Regions from separate parts of the Homo sapiens genome. Here region 2 is linked to region 1. Evidence: chromatin loops called from intact Hi-C (ENCODE). Cell type or tissue: PC-3. All regions are shown on one strand. Links, peaks and the distances in the headings refer to the core of each region. The heading gives the core; the rest is flanking DNA.

Region 1 (10,020 bases), core at 724-8,723:
TTTTGGAGACAGAATCTCGCTCCGTAGCGCTATCTCGGCTCACTGCGAGCTCCGCCTCCCAGGTTCACGCCATTCTCCTGCCTCAGCCTCCCGAGTAGCTGGGACTACAGGCGCCCGCCACCACGCCCAGCTAATTTTTTGTATTTTTAGTAGAGACGGGGTTTCACCCTCTTAGGCAAGATGATCTCCATCTCCCGACCTCGTGATCCGCCCGCCTTGGCCTCCCAAAGTGCTGGGATTACAGGCGCGAGCCACCACGCCCGGCCGAAAAGTAAGTCTTTAATGATCAAGAACATCAAGCTTCATTGAAATACTGAACACATTAGTCTAATTATATTTCTATATTATGAATACCAGTTGTTTAAATATATCATTGGTAATTCTTTTTTCCAAGAAAGTTTCTCAAATATATTAGTCACTGGAATTCACTTCAACAAGATTTGCATGGAATTTTAAAAAGTAGGTTTAGGCTTTCTGCAGTAATCAAAGCACACTTAAACAATCATTAAACAGAAGGAAGTCATACTTTTTTTCTCCTACATCTCAAAGCTGTGCAGAACAGCCACATCCCCAGGAGTAAGTGGCCCACACTTGTTTGTTCTCTGGAATTGTTTCAATTATGTTTGTAGCTGAATATACATTCATTCTTAGAAAATTAATATGGTTCAGAAGAGGAAATGCTTGTATATTTCCATGATTATTTCTGAGATAATAGAGAAAATATTTGTATGTAAAGCTGGTTCCAGTGTCAGAGTAGTCATTTTGGTTACTGTGTTTGTTGGCCCAACTACTCTCTCTTAAAAGCTCAAAATTATGCTGGCAGGGAGCCATGCCATAGAAACTCCACCCTGAGGAGTGACTCAGATAGTTAGACAAAAGCATTTAAACTTCAAGATTTTTTCAGGCTTCCCTCTTGACACTCCTTCCTCTTAGTCAAAGAATTGATGACTACACATTTTGTGTAGTTAAAGGAAAAAAACTAACACCATTCTTGAATCAATAATGCCTGTTCTCAATTGTTACCTATTAAAAGGTAAAATACAACAAATAGTTGGTTTCTTATCACCTTGAGAATATCTTTTTCACTGAATATATGTATGTGTGTGTATGTGTATGTGTGTGTGTGTGTGTGTGTGTGTGTGTATATATATATATATATATATATATTTTTTTTTTTTTTTTTTTTTTTGAGATGGAGTCTCACTCTGTCACCCAGGCTGGAGTGTAGCAGCGCAATCTTGGCTCACTGCAACATCGGCCTCCTGGGTTCAGGTGATTCTCCTGCCTCAGCCTCCCGAGTAGCTGGGACTACAGGCGCCCACCACTGTGCCCAGCTAATTTTTGTATTTTTAGTAGAGATGGGGTATCATCATGTTGGCCAGGCTGGGCTCGAACTCCTGACCTCAAGTGATCCGCCCGCCTCAGCCTCCCAAAGTGCTGGGATTATAGGGATGAGCCACCGCTCCTGGCCTGCTTTTATTTTTTTATCCAAGATTCAGAGGGTACGGGCACAGGTTTGTTACATGGGTATATTGCATGATGCTGAGGTTTAGGCCTCTAATGATCCCATCATCCAAGTAGTGAACACAAGTAGTTCTTCAAACCTGGCCCCCCTTCCTCTCTTCTGCCTTTTTGAATCCCCAATGCCTACTGTTCCCATCTTTGTGTCTGTGTGTACCCAGTGTTTAGCTCCCACTTATAAGTAAGAATGTGCGGCATTAGGTTTTCTGTTTCTGTGTTAATTCGCTTAGGATAATGGCCTCCAACTGCATCCTTGTTGCTGCAAAGGACATAATTTCATTCTTTTTTATGGCTGCATGATTTAATTTTTTAAATTATTAAACTAGAGGGAAGAAGGAAAATAGAACTAATTTCTCTTGAGTGCTTACCATGCCAGATAGGGACTTTCTCATAAGTTACCACTTTTTGTGATAAAGCCTTGCTGGGTGAACATTACCATCCCGATTTTTAGCAGGAAAACTGAGACAAAGAGATAGATTTTCCAGTGTCACTTAGCTATTGAGGTCAGGGTTGGAATTCAAACATAGGTCTATCTATTTGAGACTATTGACTCAAAATTCAATGTTCTTTACCCAAATCAATCCTGTCAGAAAGGAAACTAAAAATGCTTGCAAAAAAAAAAAAAAAAAAAAAGGTAGGAAGGGCTGGACACAATGTCTCATGCCTGTAATCCCAGCGCTTTGGAAGGCTGAGGCAGGTGGATCACCTGAGGTCAGGAGTTCAAGACCAGCCTGGCAAACATGGCAAAACCCCATCTCTACTAAAAATACAAAAATCAGCTAAGTGTGGTGGCACACACCTGTAATCCAAGGTACTCAGGAGGCTAAGGCAGGAGAATCCCTTGAACCCAGGAGGCGGAGGTTGCAGAGAGCCACAAAGATCCCGCGACTGCCCTCCAGCCTGGATGATAGAGTGAAACTCCATCTCAAAAAAAAAAGATAAGTATCATATATGGCTTATATGAGGAAAGGAGGTTCTCTTCCATCTTCAATCCTTTTTCCATTCAATGAATGGCCTTCATAGCATCATACATAGGATGTTTCCAGATCCTAATTTCTTGGGTATTTCTAACACTGTAATCCAGAATCCAGAAATCACAATTTCCTAAATCACTATTTTGATGCTCAGCAAAGCAGCATGGACCCTGAGGTGTATCAGTGGGTAACACTTTAGGTTTTATTAGATTGGGACATGCAGCAAGAAAAAGAACCTAGAAATTACCATAGGTTTGAAAGGAGAAAAATTAACATGTCTAGGATGTCTAAGCATATGGAAACAATAGCCCTGCCAACCATATTGATTGATTGATTGATTGATTGATTGATTGTTTAAAAAGAGATGTGGTCTAGCTGGGTGTGGTGGCTCACACCTGTAATCCCAGCGCTTTGGGAGGCCGAGGTGGGTGGTTCACTTGAGCCTCAGGAGTTCGAGACGAGCCTGGCCAACATGGCAAAACCTCATCTCTATTGAAAAAAAGAAAAAAAAAACAGACATGGTCTCACTATATTGCCCAGGTGGGTCTCAAACTCTTGGCCTCAAGCAATCCTTCCATCTTGGCTTCCCAAAGTACTGGGATTACAGGTGTGAACCACCACTCTTGACCAGAAGGCAATTTAGAAATGTTGTCATGCTAGTCTAAAATCCATACTGTATTCAACAAGATACCCAAGAAATAATAAAAGAAAAAGATATATTAGTATTTATTTAAAACATTTCCCCTAAGATACCACTACCATATTATTATACTAAGCAAAAAAAATAAAAAATAAAAATGTAATGTTTTAGTCTTTAATTCAAGTTTGTCTTGATGACAAAAACAGGATTTAAGATACTTCAGTAAGTTTCTAAATATTAGGTTCTTGTGTAAAATGCATTTACTGTCATAAATCAAGTATTACTCATGAGTTGGAGAGAATTAAAAATGCAATCCAATCTTATAAAAAGAGTCCAAGTCATAAAGACAAGCAATCAATCATAAAAGGTCAAGAATTTTTTATATAATATGCCAGCGTTTACCTTGAGAGACCTATCTATGTTTACCTACAGACTTGATCATTAGTTACATTTGAGATTTTTTTTTTTTTTTGAGACGGAGTCTCACTCTGTTGCCCAGGCTGGAGCACAGTGGCGCGATCTCGGCTCACTGAAAGCTCCGCCTCCAGGGTTCACACCATTCTCCTGCCTCAGCCTCCTGAGTAGCTGGGACTACAGGCGCCCGCCACCACGCCCGGCTAATTTTTTTTTGTATTTTCAGTAGAGACAGGGTTTCACCGTGTTAGCCAGGATGGTCTCGATCTCCTAACCTCATGATCCACCCGCCTTGGCCTCCCAAAGTGCTGGGATTACAGGTGTGAGCCACCACGCCTGACACCATTTGAGATTTTTAAAGTTTCAAAAATAAGCCAAAATACAATGCATTTATTTCAATTATGGGCTCAGGGTTCCTAAGAAATAATTCATGACTAGGAAAAAAACTCCAGCATATCAAATAGAAATATGATGTGTCAATAGCTACCAGCATTCTAGGTTTATCCTAAATCCAATAATGAGTCATCAGTTATTAACCTCAAAAAACTTGTTTTAAAAGCAGATTAAGAATCACTATTGGTTACCTAGAGCTAAATATATACACAGAGATACTGATACATTACCCATATTTTCAAATCACTGCATGTCTTTTGGTTTGAAGAATATACCCGCTACTTTTTTCTACTGAATATTTGTTGAAATAATACATGAATCCAGCCGGGTGTGGTGGCTCACGCCTGTAATCCCAGCACGTTGGGAGGCCCAGGCGGGTGGATCACGAGGTCAAGAGATAGAGACCATCCTGGCCAACATGGTGAAACCCTGTCTCTACTAAAAATACAAAAATTAGCTGGGTGTGGCGGCACACGCCTGTAGTCCCAGCTACTCGGAAGGCTGAGGCAGGAGAATTACTTGAACCCAGAAGGTGGAGGTTGCAGTGAGCTGAGATCACACCACTGCATTCCAGTCTGGAGACAGAGCGAGACTCCGTCTCACAAAAAATAAAAATAAAAAATAAATGAATCCAAGTAATATTACAAGGTTTCTCAAAACAAAAAAGAAACTTATTTTAAATTCACTGATATCAAGCAAGATTTTTCAAATAATTCAACATTAAGTTCTCCAAGTCAAAGCCCCAGAAAAAGGAAAGTTATGGTTTATAGTCACTGACTCATTTCCTTAGATGATTCAACCTCGTGGCCTTAACACTGACTCGTCTTCCTCTCTCCCTTCCTATTTTAATTCAGAATGGGGGAAAAATAAAGCTTTAATACTTTAGAGCTAGCTTTTCACATCATAATCTTTTTAATAAACCAAATCTTTCTACAAGCTTTTATACACTTTTAAAATTGAAGTCCTATCATATAATTCAGTGAACAGTGGATCAAACTCAGAACATGCTACAAGACTTTTCTAAAAGTTATCGAAAAAATTCAGGAATTTTTTTCCACTTCTTAAAAGTTAATAGTCAAATGCTCACTGGCACAAAGATGACTTCATTAAAATGTATGTTTTCTGCTACCATGCACAAACCTCTGAAAATAAGCCTGTCCTTCATCTTGTTTTTTCACGTATTCTTTAAATATTTATACACCATAAAAGTTGAGTTCTTTATGAATAAGTTCGTGAGTTTACCTAATGCAAAGTCCAAGACACAAAAAGAAATGAAGAGAATTGAACACAAACACACCAAAGGCACGTATTCACACGCCCATGACTGTTGGCCAAATGCACAGCAGAAACAGGATACATCTAGCTCTCTCCAAGTAAGGGCAAGACAAACTGTGAAGGGTTCAGTAATCACCTGGTACTAATGTTGCTGTTGAAAAAGAGCAACTTGCAAACAATGCCTTCATCAAGAACACATAGATAGGTATAGCTCTAACTATAATAATATGATGTACCCCTACCTAACAACACGGGATGGGAGACAGCAAGAGTTTGCTCTCTGCTTTCTTGCCCCTTGTGCCTCATCCCCTACCTCAAAACCTTTCTCTTCAACCAGGCCCTCAGGTGCTATTGAGTAAATAAAGAAGAATGATTGGGGGTTATTAAAAGTTGCCAACTCCCTCACTCATTGCAAGGAAGCGCCTTCCTCATATACTTCAAATAAGACCCCGCCCCTCCAAAATGTTGCTTTGTCTTCAGGAGCACGCACAAGCACCTGACAGGGAACAAATTAGAGGAGAGAACATATCCTATAGAGAGAAGATTGAAGTTCAAAAAGAATTCTTTAGAATTGACGTTAGAAAGTCATTGGGACCTGGCCTGGCACTTGTAATCCCAGCACTTTAGGATGCAGAGGCGGGCGGATAGCCTGAGGTCAGGAGTTCGAGACGAGCCTGGCCAACATGGTGAAACCCTGCTAAAAATTCCACTAAAAATACAAAAATTAGCTGGTGTTGTGGTGCATGCCTATAGTCCCAGCTACTCGGGAGGCTGAGGCAGGAGAATCGCTTGAACCCAGCAGGCAGAGGTTGCAGTGAGCCAAGATAGCACCACTGCACTCCAGCCTGGGCGGCAGAGTGAGTGAGACTCCATCTCAAAAAAAAAAAAAGTCATTGGGACCTTCCTTAGTTAGAAAGATTGGGTGAAATGGCCAGAAACTAGTTTGCAGTAGAGACCGGAGGCAGTAGAGAAGCTGCTAATAGGAGTGTTCCAGAGAGCTGGTGACAAAGACAAGATGATAGATGTTAAGGGTGTGATACCAGAGGGAGATGTGTGTTAAAGTTTATAAAAACACTTTAAGAGAGTCATTTAATTTTCAAAACATTGTTCAGGTGGGTATTGTAGTTATTGATGGTTGGGGGTGGAGTATGAAATGAGGAACACATGCTACTCAGTTTTCTAGAGGTAAGGAAAACTTGCAGAAACAATGCATTTGAAAAGGAAGTAATCTTGGTCGGGCACAGTGGCTTAGCCTGTAATCCCAGCACTTCGGGAGGCCAAGGGGGTGGATCACGAGGTCAAGAGATAGAGACCATACTGGCCAGCATGGTGAAACCCCATCTGTACTAAAAATACAAAAATTAGCCTGGCGTGTTGGCTCACGCCTGTAGTCGCAGCTACTCAGGAGGCTGAGGCAGGAGAATATCTTGAACCCGGGAGGTGGAGGTTACAGTGAGCTGAGATGGCACCACTGCACTTCAGCCTGGGTAATAGAGTGAGACTCTGTCTCAAAAAAAAAGAAAAAAAAAAGGAAGTAATCTTAATGCTGTTAGCTTTTTTTTTCCCCCATAGTTAAGAGTCTCCCCTTGGAATGACAATGTCCAAGTAATTGTAGTCACATTATAATTACAAATGTAAATGATGGTGTCTCCCGTCTCAAAAATGTAGAAAGTGAGCTTATGGTGGCTGTAACTAGATATTTGTCCAGTAAAATCGTAACAGTTAGTGATATAGCTGAGACTAGACTCAAAATTTATTTGTATTTATCATTCAAATAGCCACGGAGTGAAATTTAACAGAATTTCTAATATGGAGGCATCATGCTGATTAGCTTAATCCCTATTTAACTAAAATAGTTACATTTACTATGAAACTTCCCTTAATATTTGCAAACTTAGGTTTAATACTTTATCAGCACCAGTTCTGAATTGTAGGATATTTTCTTCCACGGTAATTTAGGAGTTAGAGGAAAAAATATCTACAGGATGAGAAAACGGAGTATAGAGTTAAATAACAGTACTTATTATTGAATAAATATTGTGTGCCTGTCAGCATGCTATGGGCTTTAGATGTAATTCTCACAACAGATCAGCACAATAGGTGGTATCATCTTCCATTTCACACATAAGAAACTTGATGCACAAACATGTGTTATTTGTCCATGATACCGCAGCTAGTAAGTATACTCAAGCCTAAGTCTTGTTGACTTCAAAGCAATAGCCTTGAGGAAGAGAGGCTCCTAACAAACTGCTGTGTGTGTGCGTGTGTGTGTGTGTTTTAAGCATTGAATCCAGTAGGACATGGTGGCTGTGATGCAACAGGTCTGTCATTAATCCGATTTATCTTGCTAATAGAGCCTAGTATGGCACATGGAACTTAGTAGGGTTTCAGTAAATGGTGAATAAATGAATCAATATATATACAATATTTTAATCATTTCAAATATTATTTCTTTGGGGAACCTAATTTAAATGTATAAAATATGTAGGCTGGGTGCAGTGGCTCACGCCTGTAGTCCCAGCACTTTGGGAGGGCGAGGCTGGCAGATCACTTGAGGTCAGGAGTTCGAAACCAGCCTGGCCAACATGGTGAAATCCTGTCTCTACTAAAAATACAAAAATCAGCCGGGCGTGGTGGCATGCACCTGTAATCCCGGCTAATCGGGAGGCTGAGGCAGAAGAATTGCTTGAACCCAGGAGGCAGAGGTTGCAGTGAGCCGAGATCACGCCACTGCACTCCAGCCTGAGCAACAGAGCGAGACTCTATCTCAAAAAAAAGAAAAAAGAAAAAGAGAAAAAGTATAAGGTATATGTTTTATCCCAGAGACTTGACTTTAGGGTCCAAATTCTTTCTGTAAAGGGCCAAATAATAAATGTTCTAGGCTTTGTGGGCCATAGGGCCTCTGTCACAAACTCTGCTGTTGTGCAAAAGCAGCCATAGACAATACACAAATGAATGCTTGTGGCTGTGTTCTGATAAAACTTTATTTACAAAAACAGAACAGTGGGACCAATTTTGTTTACAGGTCATGGTTTGCCAACCTCTGGCCTAGAAAAATTCATCACATCTAAATCATCTCAACTGGTATCCCCTACTATAGTTACTTAAGTTGCAGATACAGTATGGGAAAAAAAAGAAAAAAAATCACCCTCTAAGAATGAGCTGTCCAATATGATTGCCACTAGCCACATGTGGCTATGGAGAACTGAAATGTGGCTAGTCTGAATTGAGATGTGCTTTAAATGTAAAATACACATTTGAATTGTGAAGATTTGGTATGAAATAAAGAATGTAGAGCTGAGCATGGTGGCACACACCTGTAGTCCCAGTTACTAGGGAGGCTAAGGGCAGAAAGGATCTCTTGAGGCCAGCCTTGGCAACATAGCAAGACCCCAGTCTCCAAAAAAAAAAAAAGTATGTAAAATATATCATTAATAATTATTTCACACTTTGGGAGGCTGAGGCAGGTGGATCACGAGGTCAGGAGTTTGAGACCAGCCTGGCCAATATGGTGAAAACCCTGTCTCTACTAAAAAATACAAAAAAAAAAAAAAAATTAGCTGGGCATGGTGGCAGGTGCCTGTAGTCCCAGCTGTTCGGCACGCTGAGGCAGGAGAATCACTTGAACCCGGGAGGCAGAGGTTGCAAGACTCCGTCTCAAAAAAAAAAAAAAAGTGGGGGGGCCCGGTGGCTCACGCCTGTAATCCCAGCACTTTGGGAGGCTAAGGTGGCAGATAATGAGGTCAGGAGATTGAGACCATCCTGGCTAACATGGTGAAACCCCGTCTCTACTAAAAATACAAAAAAAAATTAGCCGGGCGTGGTGGCAGGGACCTGTAGTCCCAGCTACTCGGGAAGCTGAGGGAGGAGAATGGCGTGAACCCGGGAGGCGGAGCTTGCAGTGAGCCGAGATCGTGCCACTGCACTCCAGCCTGGGCGACAAAGCGAGACTCTGTCTCAGAAAAAAAAAAATTCTTTTTCATACTGCTGACATATTGAAATATTTGATATATTGGGTTAAATAAAACATTATTAAAATTGAATTCACTTCTATTTTTTAAATGTGAGCACTAAGAATTTTAAATTACATATTTGGCTTGCATTATGTTTCTATCGGGCAGCACTACTCTAAGAATAGTTACAAAAGAGAGAATCCCTAACAGATTCAAACTCTTTTTCAGCACTGCAAACAAAGTACTTTACCCAATTATCAATGTCTCTCCATTGAAGTATGCTATATATCCTGATTTCTACCAATGGTGTTATCATTATCTTTTATGTAAGAATTAAGATCAACGCCGGGCCGGACACAGTGGCTGACACCTGTAATCGCAGCACTTTGGCAGTCCGAAGCGGGCAGATCACGAGGTCAGGAGTCCAAGACCAGCCTGGCCAACATAGTGAAACCCTGTCTCTACTAAAAATACAACAGAAAAAAAAAAAAAAAAATAGCCGGGCGTGGTGGCAGGCGCCTGTAATTACAGCTACTCCGGAGTCTGAGGCAGGAGAATCGCTTGAACCTGGGAGGCGGAGGTTGCAGTGAGTCAAGATCGCGCCGTTGCACACCAGCCTGGGCGACAAGAGTGAAACTCCATCTCAAAAAAAAAAACAGATCAAGGCGGGGCACAGTGGCTCACACCTGTAATCTCGGCACTTTGGGAGGCTGAGGCGACCGCGTCATCTGAGGTCAGGAGTTCAAGGCCAGCCTGGTCAACATGGTGAAACCCCATCTCTACTAAAAACACAAAAATTAGCGGGGCATGGTGGTGGGCGCCCGTAGTCCCAGCTACATGGGAGGTTGAG
Region 2 (10,020 bases), core at 766-8,765, 140 kb before region 1:
GTGCTGGAGGCAGGCGAGGTGGTAAAGGGCATGGAACTTCGGTTGTGGGCGCTTCCTATGTGCAGGACCTCCTGGGGTTCAGAGACTAAATTCATCTTGTATGGACGACACTTCTCTTCCTCCATCACCGAGGAGACCAGACTTTATGTTCGGATCTGGCTACAGTGAGAGTCATGTTGTCTTTGCAGCCTTTGATTCTGTTCTGAGCTTCCAAGTGCGTCATATTGCTAGAATTTTCCCCATCAATGGCTGTGATTACATCTCTGATACATAAATTAGCTAGAGCCACCTTGCTTCCAGGAGTGACCCGGCAAATAGTGAGGCTGCTCGAAGTCCTTGACACCCACGAGACGGAAGCCCCATGGGCCCAGGCCCTGGAGGACGAGCTGCTGGGTGGTCATGGCGCGGCTGTCGTGGGCAACGACCCGCGGGGACAGACAGGCAGGATGTGGCATGGCGTGCAGGGATCCCCCGGCAGCTTGAGATTCCTAACTTTTAAATGTTACAAGCCCTGTGATTGTGATGTCCAATGTCAGTTTGGAGGAATGGGTATTTGATGAGTCTGTGTCAGCTTAGGAAGGCTTCTTGGAACAGGTGACTATTGAGCCAAGTTATAAGGCTGTGCTTCTTCTTCTCTTATGTGCATTGGAATTACCAAGGCTCTGATTCAGTAGGGCTGGGGTGGGGCCTGCGATTCTGAATTTCTAACAAGATCCCAGGAGATGCTGATGCTTTGAGTAGCAACGTTCCAAAGGATTATTGAGTTATCGGAATGAAAAAAGGGCTCGGTCTTTCGAAGAAGACATTCTTGGCACCAGGCAAGATAGAGCAAAGGTGGAAGGTAAGCCATACCATGGAGAGTAGGGTGTGTCAGGAGGCAGTGGATGACACAGACCTTGCTTGAGGTGTCCCTGGCCTGAGAAGGGCCCGGTGGAGTGAATGATGGAACTTGGAGTTGCCTGTGCATGGCAGTGTTTCTCAAAGTGGAACCCAGCTCTATCAGAACCCCTTGGGCACTGGTTGAGAATGTGCATCACTCCACCCACAGAACTTTGGATTTTTGGAGGTCTGGAGGGGGCTCAGGAATCTGCATTTTTTAAGAAGCTTATAAGGCAATTCAGATGCAAACTAAAGTTTGATAACCTGCATTGAGCAATTAAGGGTTTTGTGAGAGAGGAACGACAAGATTAGATTTGCATTTTGGAGAGATGCTCTGGGTACCTGAGGAAGATGAGGCCAGGAAGAGGGAGGCTGGGGAAGGGCTCAGGTGGTTCTGCAGGCCAGAGAAGCTAAGGGCTTGCAACAGGATCCTGGCAATGGCAATGAAGGGGATGAACTCAAGAGACATCCATCAGTCATTCCCAGTGGGCTGCCACTTATGAGTATATGGGGGCAAGAGAAACGATGAGTTCAGTTTTGCCAAGTTTGGAGGATATCTAGGTACTGAAGTCCATCAGGCAATTTGATATGAGAGTCTGAAGTTCAGAAACGAGGACCGGGTCTGGGTATAGATTTTAGAGTCAGCCACTTGTAGTGTATTTACCTTTAAGCACTATGGTGAACTTCATGTTGACAGCAGTAGGCTTTTCAGATCTTCCCAGAGACTATGGGTAGGAGCGAGGGGAGAATGGTGGTCTGAGTACTAATTCTGCCAAGAGCCAATGCTATTACCAGCAGTAATGGTGACCATTGTGTGCAGGGGCCAGACCTTTCCTGGAGCATGTCGAGCCCTGAAGATCTTGTGTCAGTTCTCCCATTGAAGACTTGCAGGCTTCTCTTTTTTTTTTTTTTTTTTTTTTTCAGACAGAGTCTTGCTGTATCCCCCCAGGCTGGAGTGCAGTGACACGATCTCAGCTCACTGCAACCTCCACCTCCTGCGTTCAAGCAATTCTCCTGCCTCAGCCTCCTGAGTAGCTGGGATTACAGGCATGCGCCACCAGGCCCGGCTAATTTTTGTGATTTTAGTAAAGACATGGTTTCACCATGTTGGCCAGGCTAGAGTGAACTCCTGACCTCGTGATCCACCTGCCTTGGCCTCCCAAAGTGCTGGGATTACAGGCGTGAGCCACTGTGCCCGGCCCTTACTTGCAGGCTTCTTAAGTGATGAGTCCAGCCTCCCAGAATCAGCCTGGGAGAATGGAGGACCTCATTACGGGGGTCTATCAAATCTTTCTGCTGTGATTTCACCTTGTAAGACACATTTTCACACTCCAAGGGTAACCTGTGCTGAAAATGATAGCATCAGCTTATGGAGCCCTGTGCCGGGTTCTAGGGATGGTCTCTGTCCTTAAGAAACCCCAACCAATTGGAAGAGATGTTGGACATTTATGCTGTTGTGTGTCACGTGCATAGAAATCTATATAAAACTGGGGTTTCAGGGAAGGCTTAGTGGAAGAGGTGACACCTGTTAGATTTTGAGGGAGGAACAGAAGTTGGGTAGACAAAGTAATGGAGGTGAGGGAGAAGAAATATTTTAGGCAGAGTAGACAGCACATGCCAGGCACAGGGTCATGAACCAGGACATGGTCAGGGAACAGTGAAGACTTAGATCTGGCTGGAGCAAAGGCCTATGTGGGACAGAGATGGGAAACCAATCTAAGTGGGAAGGAGCAGAGCCTACCATGAAGGGTCTCATTGTGTGCAACGATATGGAATTTAAAGTAATCTTAAAAACTCTAAGGAGGTCTGGGCACCATGGCTTACACCTGTAATCCCAGCACTTTGGGAGGCCAAGGTGGGAGGATCACTTGAGCCCAGGAGTTGGAGACCAGCCTAGGCAACATAGCGAGACTCCATCTCTACAAAAGTTATCTTTTTTTTTTTTTTTTTTTTAATTAGCTGGGCATGGTGGTGTTGTCTGTAGTCCAAGCTACTACAGACGCCAGGCAAGAGGATTGCTTGAAGTCTAGGAGTTCAAGGTTATAGTAAGCTATGATTGCACCACTGCAATCCAGCCTGGGCAACAGAAGCAGACCCTGTCTCAACAAAACAGAAACCCCCCACAAAACTCTAAGGAGGGGCACTAACCGACAGCTAGGTGTGGGTGAGGACCAACCAGGAGGTTTCTGCAGTGATCACCTGGGCATGAAGGGGAATTGAACCAAGACAGCAAAGGCTCAATCCTCAGCAACTTCTGGTCCAGCCACCAAACTTATCTCTGTTTTGTCTCCTCCCCACAGCCAGCAGCCAGAACAAGCCACCATCTCCCCTGGGCTTTCACAGTAGCCTCCTGACTGGTCTTGTTGCTTCCACACTTACACTTCCTGTTCTCTGCAAGGCAGCCAGAGTGACCTTTCACTAATGTAAGTCATATTATGTCCCCTCTCTGCTGCAAACCCTTCAATCACTTTCCATGAATGGTTCTGGGAATAAAGTCCAGCTTCCTTCCCCTGATTCACTTGATCTGGCCCTTCCCACTTGTCTGACCTGTTTTCCAGCCCATGCTCCCTGTCCTTTTCTACACTCCTAACATGTGGTCTTTCTATTCCTTAAACTTGCCTGGCTCAGTCCCATGTTAGAGCATTTCTGCTGGCTCTTCTTCCTGCCTGGACCTTCACACAGCTGGAAATTCTTGCTTTTCAAATTGTAATTTATTTCTATTTTTATTTTTTGAGACGGAGTTTCACTCTTGTCGCCCAGGCTGGAGTGCAATGGCGCAATCTCAGCTCACTGCAACCTCTGCCTCCTGGGTTCAAGCGATTTTCCCACCTCAGCCTCCTGAGTAGCTGGGATTACAGGAGCCTAGCGCTGCATCCAGCTAATTTTTGTATTTTTAATAGAGATGGGGTTTCACCATGTTGGCCAGGCTGATCTCGAACTCCTTTCCTCAGATGATCCACCAGCCTTGGCCTCCCAAAGTGCTGGGATTACAGGCGTGAGCCACCACGCCCAGCCACAAGTTGTAATTTAAACATCACTTCCTGAGAGAGACTTTCCCTGACAACCCCCTCAATCTCCAGGAGTTCCTCAGTCATTCTCCATCAAATCACCCTGTTTCGATTCTCTGAACAGCTCTTACTACTTTCACTTGCGTCCGTGTGACAAGACCACCAAACAGGCTTTGTGTGAGCAACAAGGCTGTTTATTTCACCTGGGTGCAGGCGGGCTGAGTCCGAAAAGAGAGTCAGCGAAGGGAGATAGGGGTGGGGCCGTTTTATAGGATTTGCGTAGGTAGTGGAAAATTACAGTCAAAGGCGGTTGTTCTCTGGCAGGCAGGGGTGGGGGTCACAAGGTGCTCAGTGGGGGAGCTTTTGAGCCAGGAGAAGGAATTTCACAAGGTAAGGTCATCAGTTAAGGCAGGAACAGGCCATTTTCACTTCTTTTGTGATTCTTCAGTTACTTCAGGCCATCTGTATGTATACCTGCCGGTCACAGGGAATATGATGGCTTAGCTTGGGCTCAGAGGCCTGACAATTACTATCTGGTATTTTCCTGTTTGTCTATATATTTATTTTCTCTCTCCTCTGTAGTAGACAGTGTCCAAAAATGGCCACCATCAAATCCTTCTCCCATTGTATACACATGCTGCTCCACTGTTCAAGAGGTGAAGTTTATTTCTCCTTCCATTGAATCTGGACTCACCTCATGATTTCTTATTACTTGCTTTGACTGACAGAACAAGGCAGAGAGGATGCTGTGCCAGTTCTGGGCCTAACTTTCAAAAGGTTTATCAGCGTCTGCTTTTACTCTTGGAGACCAGCTACCATGTAGCAAGTCTGACTACCTCGAGACCACCATGCTGTGAGGAAGCCCAAGCTCTCCACATGGAGACAGGCCATGTGGAGGAGCACAAAAATGCTGATGTTTGACAGTATGAATGCTGGAAACCAAGGAATTGAAATGAGAATGTGGGATATTGGAGTTTGTGTGTTTTCAATAAGTTTAGGGATATTGAAGTTTACCATTTCAGTTCTGAGTTTTGAGAATGTACAGGATATAGAGATGGCTGAGGTGGAGAGGAGACAATGGTCACCAAAGTTAAGGAGGTGAACAAATTTGAGGCCAGGATACTGGCTGATTCACACATGAAAATTCAGCTTTTCTGTGGTGATGGCAGATCTGGCAGTGGGGAGAGGCACTGGAAGATTCCACTTGGGAACTGTTAGAGCCACACAGGGGCAGGTGGTTTCCTTGGAAACATCTAGTTTTGATGGAGGCAAACAGATTTCAGTCAAGAGTCTGCAGCCATAGAATGGAGAGACTGTTCACAACTGAACAGGGGTCTCAAGGGTGAGAGAGGGCAACCCAGGGAAACGGGTTATCAGGAAAGGCCTCAGTAGAAGACAAGTGAGGTGTGGGTGTGGCACCTCACTTGGGCTGAGAGTCGGGCAGAGTGCAGATTCAGTTTCACTGGGGGCAGAAGTGAAGGATGATTCGGATGAGATCACTGGGAAAGTTAACTGGCCTCAAGATTTTAGCTGACCTGGAGAGATAAAAATTTGGTTTTCCTGCCAACACATCCAGAAGGGGGAGAGTGTTTTCTGTTGGCAGTAGAATCAGCAATTGGAGACCTTTGCTCAGGACTCCAAATGAAACTCTGGTGACAGGATGCAGGGCAGGGTGTGGGTAGGCCCAAGTCGGTAAACACCCCGCTGGCCTCGGGACTGTGACTCCGAGCAGAGGGGAGGAACAGGAAGCTGAGCCATGTGGTGGACGAGAACCAGGCTTGCCTGTGCTGCTGTACCCTGCAAAGCTTTGAAATTCTTAATCATTTACTATTTAATTTAGGGTTTAAAAATTAATTTTATTAATTTTGAATAATTTGACATTGTAAATAATTTTTGAACAAGGGGCCCTGCATTTTCATTTTTCAGTGGGTCCTACAATGTATGTAGCTGATCTTACTGCTACACTACTGTGTGCATGGGAAGGTTTCGAGAAACCCATAAAACACAGTGCCCGTAGAGACAAAGACACACAGGAACCATTTTAACAAAGGCAGGTAGTCTGTGCTGGTTGAAACCCATAAGGAAACAGGGGAAAGTTCATTCATTCACTTATTCACTGAAAACTTTGTTAAGAGGGAGGAAGGGAGGTCCTGCTAGTGCCAGGAGCAGGGAGGGAGAAATAAATGACTGTCATGGTCCTCAAGAAGCTCCTACTCTGTGGAATAAGAGAAATGTACACAGGAACAATGCAGCAGAGTAAGAGCTGGGATGAAAATAAACACCTTCCTTCCATTTCTTCATGTTAGGGGTACATGGTTTGTCGAAAAGACATCAAGTTAAATTAAGGTAGTTCTGTCCTACTACACAGAAAACTTACACATGGTTTCTTTGAATATATGGTTTCCTCACAGAACACCAAAGAACCTTCCTCAACAGGAAACCTCAGTGGCTTGTTCCCTCTGTGTGAGGATGTGTTGAAAAGAACAAGGAGTCGATTTGGCAGGAAAAAAAAATGCATTTACTACTGAATGTTGGCATGATCCTGTGGTTGGAAGGTCAAAACAGAAACTGGCAGTGCTACTTTTTATTAAAAGTCCACTTGGGGACATCACATGAGACTCTTTGATCTTATAGGTCAGGACACTGAGGCTTTAGGACTCCTGAGGTTATTTGGTAGTGAGGCTGCTGGGTTTCTGAATAAAGACCTATGATTAGAGTATGATTTCCTGCCCTGCTTTCTGCGCTGTAGGCGTAGTCTGCCTCACTCAGCCAATCTCAAGGGAGGGAGGACCTGTGGCTGCAGTTTCCCAAATTATCCAAATTAGGACTCAAAAGAAGAGAGTTCTGAGGCCCAGCAACTCTGAGAAAATCCTGAAAAACATTGTGATAAAAAGGTACATCTTTCCTTAAAGCCAGAGCACTATGTCAGAACTGAGCCCTGAAGCTAAGTGAATGAAGGGCTTGAGAGTTGCTCTCAGTGGTGAAGATAAAATAGGTATTTAACCTTACTAATGGTGGCATTTTAGCCCAGAAGAGTGGAAGGGACCTGTGGTTCCTTTGCACTCATTACACTTAACACTTTGAGAGCGAGTAAGGCCAGCCCTAAAGTTCAAAGGAGACCCATCCATTTCCAACAGGCTACTTAAAAAAAAAATTCTTTTTGAGACGGAGTCTCGCTCTGTTGCCCAGGCTGGAGTGCAGTGGCGTGATCTCGGCTCACTGCAACCTCTGCCTCCCGGGTTCAAGCGATTCTTCTGCCTCGGCCTCCCAAGTAGCTAGGACTACAGGCGTGCGCCACCACTCCCAGCTAATTTTTTTTTTTTGTATTTTTAGTAGAGATGGGGTTTCACCATATTGGCCAGGCTGGTCTTGAACTCCTTACCTTGTGATCTGCCTGCCTTGGCCTCCCAAGGTGCTGGGATTACAGGCGTGAGCCACCACACCCAGCCAAAAAAATTTTTTTAACTGAGAAAAATATATGCTCATTGTAAAAAAAGCATAAAACTGCAAGAAAGAGATAATTTTTAAAAGCCACCTGTAGTCCAGAAATAATCACTGTTTTTTGGTATATTTCCAAACTTTCTTCTTTGCATGCATATACATATATAAATAGTTATGGGCTCACACCGTCCATGTTGCTTTGTTACTCTATTTCATGTAATACTAAATCATGAAAATTTTTCATGTCAATAAATACATTTAAACGATATTAAGTGCCTAAATATTCCTTTGTAGAGTTGTATTATTATTTATTTAATGAGTTGCCTATTATTGGAGATTAATGTTGTTTATAATTTTTTAAAAAAATTTTATTAGAGATGGAGTCTTGCTATGTTGACCAGGCTGGTCTCAAACTCCTGGCCTCAAGCAATCCTCTCATCTCTGCCTCCCAAAGTGCTGGGATTACAGGTGTGAGCCACCACGCCCAGTCTGTTTATAATTTTTGGTGATTATTCTTTTTTTTTTTTTGAGACGGAGTCTCGCTCTGTCACCCAGGCTGGAGTGCAGTGGCCCGATCTCGGCTCACTTCAAGCTCCGCCTCCCAGGTTCACACCATTCTCCTGCCTCAGCCTCCTGAGTAGCTGGGACTACAGGCGCCTGCCACCACACCCGGCTACTTTTTTGTATTTTTAGTAGAGACGGGGTTTCACCGTGTTAGCCAGGATGGTCTCGATCTCCTGACCTCGTGATCTGCCTGCCTCGGCCTCCCAAAGTGCTGGGATTACAGGCATGAGCCACCGAGCCTAGCCTAGGTGATTTTCTTAATTATTTCCTTAGGATATGTTCCAAAGAATTTAATTGCTAGGTCAAAGCTTATGACCTTTTAAAGGATTGTGATAGTGTGTCAGTCAGGATAGGCTAAATATTGTAACAGACATAGCCAACATCTCAGTGGCTTAACACAATAAAGATGTATTTCTCTTTTATGTCACAGTTCAACACAAGTCATTGGTTGGGAGTAGAGGGCACTCTGCATGGTCGTCTGGAACCAGGGTTTGCCTACATGATGGGTCTCCATTTGCCACCGGCCTTGGACGTCTCCACTGGATGCTCTGATTTCACCTGATAAGTAAAGGGAGAGAGACAGAGCATGGAGAATTACACAGGTAGTTTTAGGGTCAGGCCTGGCAGTGACTCACATCGCTTCCTCTGCCCACCTTCCAATTGTCCAGAACTCAGTCACATGACTGCTCCTAACTGCAAGGGAGGCTGGAAAGTGTAGTCTTCCTGAGTGTCCAGGAGGAAAACAAGAGTGTAATGGACCCAGAATAAGCATAGTCTCTGCCTCAAACATTACCAAGTGGCCAATCAGCAATGTTTTTCCAGTTATTTATTTATTTTATTTATTTTGAGACAGAGTCTAATTCTGTTGCCCAGGCTGGAGTGCAGTGGTGTGACCTCAGTTCACTGCAACCTCTGCCTCCCAGGTTCAAGCGATTCTCTAGCCTAAGCCTCCCGAGTAGCTGGGATTGCAGGTGCACTCCACCACACCCAGCTAATTTTTGTATTTTTAGTAGAGATGGGGTTTCGCCACGTTAGGCAAGCTGGTCTTGAACTCCTGGCCTCAACTGATTCCCCACCTCAGTTTTTCCAGTTTATATTCTCAACAGCAGGGTATGCGGATTCCTATTTTCCTATTCCCTCAATAATTAAGGGGATGATGCTCTTTCTGTTGTTTTTTATAGATCTGCATGGAACAATGCTGCTTCTCTGCATGACTAGAGTTTGTTTTCTCTTTGAAGATAATCTCACTAGGATCAAGACCATACCTGCTGGAGAGTCAGGACTCTGGATTTCTGATTGTTTTCAGGACAGCTACCCTCATCCTAGGCTGATCTGAGTTTCTGGGTCTTTCTCTGCCTGTTCTTTCCTCTCCCCTTCCCTTCCCTGCTGCAGAAAGTGTTTTATGTGGGTGTCAGCAACATCAGGACCTTTCAAGCCCCTTGCCCCAGTATCATCCCTGAATGCAAAACTCACTCAGAGGCCTGGGGAAGAGATTCGAACTCTGCTTTTCCTCTGCCACCTCAGGTGTGTTCCAGCTTACAAGACACTTTCACAGAAAAAAAGTTCAGGGAATGGAATTGGAAGGCAAAAATAGCTGCTCGATGCTGACTTGGCACATTTGACTTTGACCAAATCATCCAGCGCCTCGTCCTTAGTACTCTGGTTTCCACAGAATAATCCTCATGCAGTGAGTAGTGGAAGTCAGGAGGAATAAACTGCCTAGATGTCATGAAGGGAAAACAATGCACAATAGACTTGTGCAGAATCTATTCCTGTCCGTTTCCCTGTGAATCCAGATTGCTGAACACTGGCCGATGTCTGAGCTGTGGTTTCCCCCTGGATTTGAAATTTAGTTACTAGAAGACAATGCTTTTGAATGGCTTCTTGGCCATGACTTTCACAGGGCCTGCTGGCTGTTGCCTGATGATTGTCTGATAGGCCTAGCCCCTTGGCAAAGCAATGTTTCATTTGCAAAACTACGCTTGTCCGGTGCCTCCTGGGAACTGAAAGCCTGGCATCAGCAGAGGAACGCAAATTGGGCAAATCACGGATCTCCCAGGCGTGCGTTGCTTGGGGGCCATGGTACACAGCACTGCTAAAAGTCTAGGACAATCTATGTGTTTTAGGA

What was found. Peaks named below come from ENCODE experiments on the same cell type or tissue, not always from the same donor. Only the 100,000 strongest peaks of a DNase experiment are listed, where the experiment ranks them.
Region 2: a loop joins it to region 1, with 5 times the contacts of the local background. A loop is called at or near these places in 12 of 110 quality-filtered maps.

What each region holds. Positions count from the first base shown.
Region 1 is chr14:49,902,652-49,912,671 of GRCh38, reverse strand. No RefSeq gene overlaps it. Among named protein-coding and RNA genes, the nearest start is that of ARF6, 15 kb to the right of the region's middle. RefSeq lists an enhancer at 9,713-9,832. In PC-3, for the core only: no CTCF peak of the experiment used is centred there; DNase peaks (open chromatin) are centred at 831, 3,461, 4,071 and 4,731; H3K4me3 peaks cover 1,733 bases; H3K27ac peaks cover 5,037 bases.
Region 2 is chr14:50,040,749-50,050,768 of GRCh38, reverse strand. It overlaps LINC01599 (long intergenic non-protein coding RNA 1599), which reads left to right. Exons shown (of 9, transcript NR_131171.1): 4 at 3,180-3,302. It also overlaps the pseudogene PDLIM1P1. Among named protein-coding and RNA genes, the nearest start is that of LINC01588, 38 kb to the right of the region's middle. RefSeq lists a silencer at 3,204-3,498. In PC-3, for the core only: a CTCF peak has its summit at 5,459; DNase peaks (open chromatin) are centred at 3,388 and 5,498; H3K27ac peaks cover 4,266 bases.